Linked DNA regions of Homo sapiens: region 1 is linked to region 2. The links are chromatin loops, found by intact Hi-C in ENCODE. Cell type or tissue: PC-9. All regions are shown on one strand. Each heading gives the region's core, and the rest is flanking DNA. Links, peaks and the distances in the headings are about the cores only. Region 1 has its middle 32 kb from the start of DYM-AS1. Region 2 overlaps LOC124904355 (a long non-coding RNA gene).

The links. Peaks named below come from ENCODE experiments on the same cell type or tissue, not always from the same donor. Only the 100,000 strongest peaks of a DNase experiment are listed, where the experiment ranks them.
Region 1: a loop joins it to region 2, with 3 times the contacts of the local background. A loop is called at or near these places in 2 of 110 quality-filtered maps.

The regions. Positions count from the first base shown.
Region 1 is chr18:48,990,375-48,993,277 of GRCh38, forward strand. No RefSeq gene overlaps it. Among named protein-coding and RNA genes, the nearest start is that of DYM-AS1, 32 kb to the right of the region's middle. RefSeq lists an enhancer at 555-1,184 and a silencer at 700-848. In PC-9, for the core only: no CTCF peak of the experiment used is centred there; DNase peaks (open chromatin) are centred at 507, 1,557 and 1,897; H3K4me3 peaks cover 2,147 bases; H3K27ac peaks cover 2,500 bases.
Region 2 is chr18:48,900,941-48,903,843 of GRCh38, forward strand. The region is part of intron 2 of LOC124904355 (a long non-coding RNA gene); the gene reads right to left. Among named protein-coding and RNA genes, the nearest start is that of SMAD7, 49 kb to the right of the region's middle. In PC-9, for the core only: no CTCF peak of the experiment used is centred there; a DNase peak (open chromatin) is centred at 1,221.

The sequences.
Region 1 (2,903 bases), core at 113-2,612, 89 kb after region 2:
AATGCCTGGGTGCCCTCTCATACAGCAATGGGCAGGAAGGAGGGAGGGGTAGGGAGGGAGAAAACCCAGCCTGGACACAGCCTGAGAGACCCTCCACTGTCCTGGGCCCCTCCCTGTCCCTGCTCCATCCAGCCCCACAGCTGGAGAGAGAGAGTGAGCTTCCCTCCTGCACAGTGAGGCTCGGCCTCGTGACTGGGAGCCTCCCCGCCTGTCCACATATGTGTTCAGCTGGTCTCCTACTCACCCTCCTGCACCCTCTGCCTGCCACACTGCTCACCCAGACCCTACCTGTCCCCATCCCAGGTCCAGTCTGAGCCACGAGGCTTAGCAGAGACACTGCTGCCTTGAGGCTTTTGGGGTTTTTGTGTGTGTGCGAGAAGGGGTGTCCACACCCATGCTGTGGGCTCCCTGGTAGCAAAGGGCTGCACACCCACACTCTCCCCTCAGTGAGCTTCCAAGAGGGGGCAGGGCACACAGGCCATGCTCGGTATGTGTCACCATTAGTGAGTCATGGCAGTGTTTGGAAAGTCCACAGGAGCAGGCCTCTGGAGTCCGGGATTCTAGAACTGACCAGACCACCAGGTGCTGCGCGACCCTGTGAAGGTCGCCTCACCTCTGGTCTGTGGCATCCTCAGTCCTACCCCAGGAGGAGATTAGGTCAGTCTGTCCCTGCAGAACCTGTTATGAAGGAGGCCAGGGAGAGCTCGGCATGTCACATCAGGGTCACGCCACTCCGGGAGTTCATCCCAGGAATGATGGGAGGGGTGCTGGGGCCACCCTGCCCTGAGGCTGGATGGGATTCTGACCTGGTCTCCAGACAGGACCTCTTCATTCCTAATTCCCAGAAGCAGAACTCTCGCCTGGCCTCCAAGAGCTCTCCTCCAGGAAGGAGGGACCACACTGACTCGGGCCCTCCCCCAATTCCTCCTGAGCCCCAACCCTGCCAAGCCTGGGACCCTCCCCAGCTCAGAGCAAAAGTCTGGGCTCTGAGGTCAGTGACCCTGGTGGGCTGCCCTCTCTCCATGCTCTGGGTCCAAGGACAGATGTAGGTTGAGGGGCCTCAGGCAGTCCTCCACCTCCCTGACACTGGAGAGGGGCCTCAGTTTGGGGCGTGGGCTGGCACTGGGCTGTGAGCTTCACCAATGCAGAGAGTCCGGGGATGACCACTCAGGAGCCTGCCCGGGGCAGTTTCCCAGAAACGGTGGGGTAGGGTGGCAGGGGAGGGAGGAGCTCCAGAGGATCTTGCTGGGTTAAGACGGGGGCTAAAGGTGGGGTGGGGATGACCCTTCCTGGAGGAAAACAACACCAGGGCCTCGAGGACCGGAGGGAGAAGGAAGGAGCCCCTTGGAAGGGAGGCTGACCTTGCTGTGCAGCCGGCCCTGCCCATCTGAGTTCAGCCTCTTCCTGGGTTCTGTTGCTTCAGTGCTGCTGCTTTGCTCCGATCTAAAGCGCTCACAGAGCCCTACACCTGGGTTTTCTCTCCCTAGACTGGCGGTTTTCAGCCCTGGAGGGGTTGAATCACCTGGGGAGCTTTCACAAACACTGGGGCCGAGACTCGCAGCAGAGGCTCGGATTTAATTGGTCTGGGGTGTAGGCTGCTCAGGACTCTGCCTCAGGGCCTAACCTGTCTCCAGGGAAGGCACCTTCTCCAACGCCTTTTCCCCACACTGCTAACACCCAGCTCACCCAGGAAGATGACTGTCACAGCTGGTCTGTCCTGCAGGCGAGGGCCAGCCGCCTTACCCGGGCACCTCATGCTGGCCACCCAGTGCAGACCCACAGTAAGGTGGCAGCTTCTGCTCCGGCAGGAATAGAGGCTCACCTCATACCTGCCCCACAGCCTCAAGCTCGGGTCAGACATGGAGGAGGGCATGGGTCTGGCTCCTCCCCTCTCCTTGTCCAGCACTGGCCGGATGGTGTCCCCCGCCTGGCACTATCGCGGCAACCATGTTCCTGGCAGGAGGAAGTGTGGCAATTGCTGGAAGGGCCAGTCTGCAGGCCAGGCCAGCTGGGGTGTCCCCTTCTTCACTGAACAGGCCTCTTCATGGCCTCCAGCCTCATTTGCTGTCATCCAGTGGCCGCTTTTCAGGCCCTCTCTGGGTGATGTTGATGCCATGGACCGTCCCCTCCTCTGCCTCCTGCCTCATCTTCTAGAACACTCCCCACTCCCCCAACTGTCCTCTCAGTGGACTCCTCAGTCTCCCCTGCCACTTGCCCCAAATGTGGGTCCCCTGGGGACTGGCCTCAGTACTGTCCTCGCTCCACATTCTCCAAGGAGTGACTTCACCCAAACCACGGTTTCAAATGCTATCTGTGCCCAAGGCCTCTCGAGCCCGGACCTCCTTTCTGAATTCCGGACCCCTCACCCAGCTGCGTGTAGACCCTCTCTCCAGGCACAGCCCCAGCCTGGCCACACTCAGTCTGCTCCTGCTCTGGTTTTCCCAATGCACAAATGACAGCGTCATCCGACAGATTTCCTCAACCTTGTCCTTGACTCCTTCCTGCCCCCACCCCTACTAACTTCATGGCTGATTTCAGCACTTACTTCCCCATTCTGTCTACTGCTCTCCACCTCCCTCCACCAGCCTGGGCCAGGCATTGTCATTTGTCACCAAACCACTGCAGCCATCTGTTAACTTAATGTCACACTGCCACGCTCATCCACCTTCAAGCCTTCATACCCCGCCTTGGGAAGTCTGAAACAGGGGAGCCTGGGTGTGCCACATTCCTGCCTAACTCCTCCCATCGCTTCCCACTGCTCTAGGACAGAGTCCTCTGGAAGGAGGCTGACCTTCCTTCGTCCTCGCTCCCATCTGCCCTCATCTTTTCCCTCCTCCACCCACATTCCAGCCATTATTCCCTGTCTGCTCAGAGTTTCCCAACATGTTGGGATTGATCCCTCT
Region 2 (2,903 bases), core at 202-2,701:
GGTCTTTCCCTTCATAGCACTTATCACAATTGATAATTTTACATGTTTTGTTCTGCAAGATGATAAGTTCACTGACGATAGTGACAGGTCACCTCTGATCATCACTTCTCCATATATTTAAACAAATATTTATTGAGCCTACTGTGAGCCAGGCCTGCATGCACAAAGGTCGGTGAGAATATTCTAGTACAGGGCTTGGCTCATAAGTGGATGCTCAACAGATATTTGTAGCTAGGATGGAAGGGTAGATGAGTGTATGGATAGGTAAATGGATGAATGGATGGGCAGATGGCTGTGTGGATAGGTAGATAATTGGATGAGTGGATGGATGGATGAATGGATGGATGGATGAGTGGATAGATGGATGGATGGATGGATGGATGGATGGATGGATGGATGATGTGGGGATGGGTAGATGGATGGATAGGTGGATGTGTATGTGGATGGACAGATGAACAGATGGGTGGGTTGAATGGGTAGGTGCATAAGTGGAAAGGGAGCTTCTGGGAAAAGGCTGATTGGGCTTGCCCAGGCACAGTACCTGGTGTCATCCTCCTCACCTAGCTATCTTCCCCTTCCTACCTCAGCCTCTACCCAGGTCCCCATCTTCAGACCCATCACATCCTGAGAAACACACCCACTGTACAGACCCTCCTGTCTTCCTCCACCAAGGCTGTCTAAATCATCCTTCAAGGCCTTGCCAGGCCCCACTCCTCCAGGAAGCCTTCCTAGCTCATGTGGTCTGCTTCTCTTCTGCACTCCTAATTCACAATATTGATGGACAACCCATATCATCACATCGGTCATCCTGAATAGATGCTCCTGAGATGCAGACCTGGAGCCTGGGAAGGGCCGGGCTTCCTCCTCCTCTGCTGTCCTAGGGGCTGGTTAGTGACAGGCAGGGGGTGAAGCCACTGCATTGGCTACAAGGCAGGAGTCACAATCTCTCCCTTGATGGAGAAGGAGGACCCGGGTGAAGCCCTTGCTAGGGGCACAGGCAGGAGGAAGATCTCAGCCATGCCAGCTTCAGAGGAACTGCCAGGCCAACCCTGGGGGAGGCTGGGACCAAGCCCGACCCTCAACCAGGCTGGGGCTGGGCTGAGCTGGCAGGAGGACGCAGGCAGGCAGGAGGCTGTGCGGGTGCCTCCCTCCCCTCCTCAGCCCGGCCCGACCAGCCCCCAGGCAGGCTGGAGGCCTGTTTGCCTTGGCCCCGGGCCAGGGCCGCCCCGCCAGTGAGTAATGCGTGAGGACCGCCTGGCTCCGGTTCAAGGGAAACGGGCTGGAGACGAGACGGGGCCTTCTAGGCCTTCATGGGGCTAGGTTCCGGGGGCGGCTTCCCAGAAAGTGCCTGCCGAGGCTGCGTTGGGGCCACTGCCAGGCCAGCCGCCCTCCTTCCCCTTTCTCCATCCCCTTTTCTCCCCTTCTTCCTCTGTAGAGACCGAGGAAAGGCAGATCTTGAGCTCCCAGAAAAAGATCATTAGGCATGGCCCAGGACCCAAGGAGAAGGAGCTTGTCAGGACCCCAGCCATCTACCCCACACACCTAACAGAGCCAGCCAGTCCCTGGTCCATTAACCCACACTTTCTGAGCACCCAGTCTCTGAAAGGCAAGGACTTGCTGTCAGGGAGAGCACGCGAGTTCAGGGCATGGGGCATGGGCAGCTCAGAAGCTCTCAGTGCTGGTCCTGGAAGCTGTGGCGCCGGACAAGGCCTCCCTATTTATCTGCCCACATTCCAGGGCTCCTGATGAGGACGCTGCAGCCCAGAGAAAAGGATGGACTTGCCCACGCTGCCCAGCGAGTTAATTGCAGCAAGGTAAGAGCCCATGCCTCCTGCCCATGGGACTCTAGGCCCTGCTGCTCTGAACAGTGGCCTTCTCCTTCAGCTTGCGTGGCTGTCATGATGAAGGGCCACTGCCTAGGATGGTTCTATTTTTCAGTTGCATCCTCCTGGAGCATTTCCGGGGCTTCTGTAACTTTGCGACTCTGCCCTTGGTGAGTGGTATCTTTCTGCTTAGGACCTAAGTGACCACCTGGGTGGAGAAGACACCATGGTCATCAACACCTTTTGGAGGCACAGAGATTCCCAGCCCTCTGGGAGATTTTGCAGCCAACCATGTCCCTATGCCTCTCCAGGCCTCTATCCATGGTCAGTCTTCCTAGTTGCAAAATACAGAACATTATTCTGGCTGAGTTAAGCACAAAAGAAAAGTCATGAGGGGATCCTGGGTAGGTCACAGAATCAACAACATGCCAGAGAACTTCTCCACAGCAGGGGTGGCTGCCAAACCACACCACAGTGCTGGCCTCCTGAGACCCGCACTGGCCCTGCCACAGAGCCCCAGAAGGCTCCTCTCTTTCCACTGACATCAGCACTAGACACCAAACGCTGGACGCTGCTGTTGGCCTAGCCGTCCCTGCTGCCCCCTAGAAACAGGATGTGACCACTGTCCACCTCCGGAATGATTCTCCTACATCCCTGCTTCTCTATTCCCAGACCCTGATCCCAGGACCAGGATGAGGGCATCTGATTGGCCAATCCCAGGTCACATGACTGTACTTGGTCACTAGGGAAGCTGGGAAAGCAAGTATCTTGCTCATTATCCTCTCAATAAGACTCAAGTAAGGGCCGGGCATAGTGGCTCATGCCTGTAATCCCAGCACTGTGGGAAGCCGAGGCAGTGGACCACCTGAGGTCCAGAGTTCGAGACCAGCCAGATCAACATGGTGAAACCCTGTCTCTACTAAAACTACAAAAATTAGCTGGGCATGGTGGCGCATGCCTGAAATCCCAGTTACTCAGGAGGCAGAGGCAGGAGAATGGCTTGAAGCCAGGAGGCAGAGGTTGCAGTGAGCCCGAGATTGCACCACCGCACTCCAGCCTGGGTGACAGAGTGAGACGCAG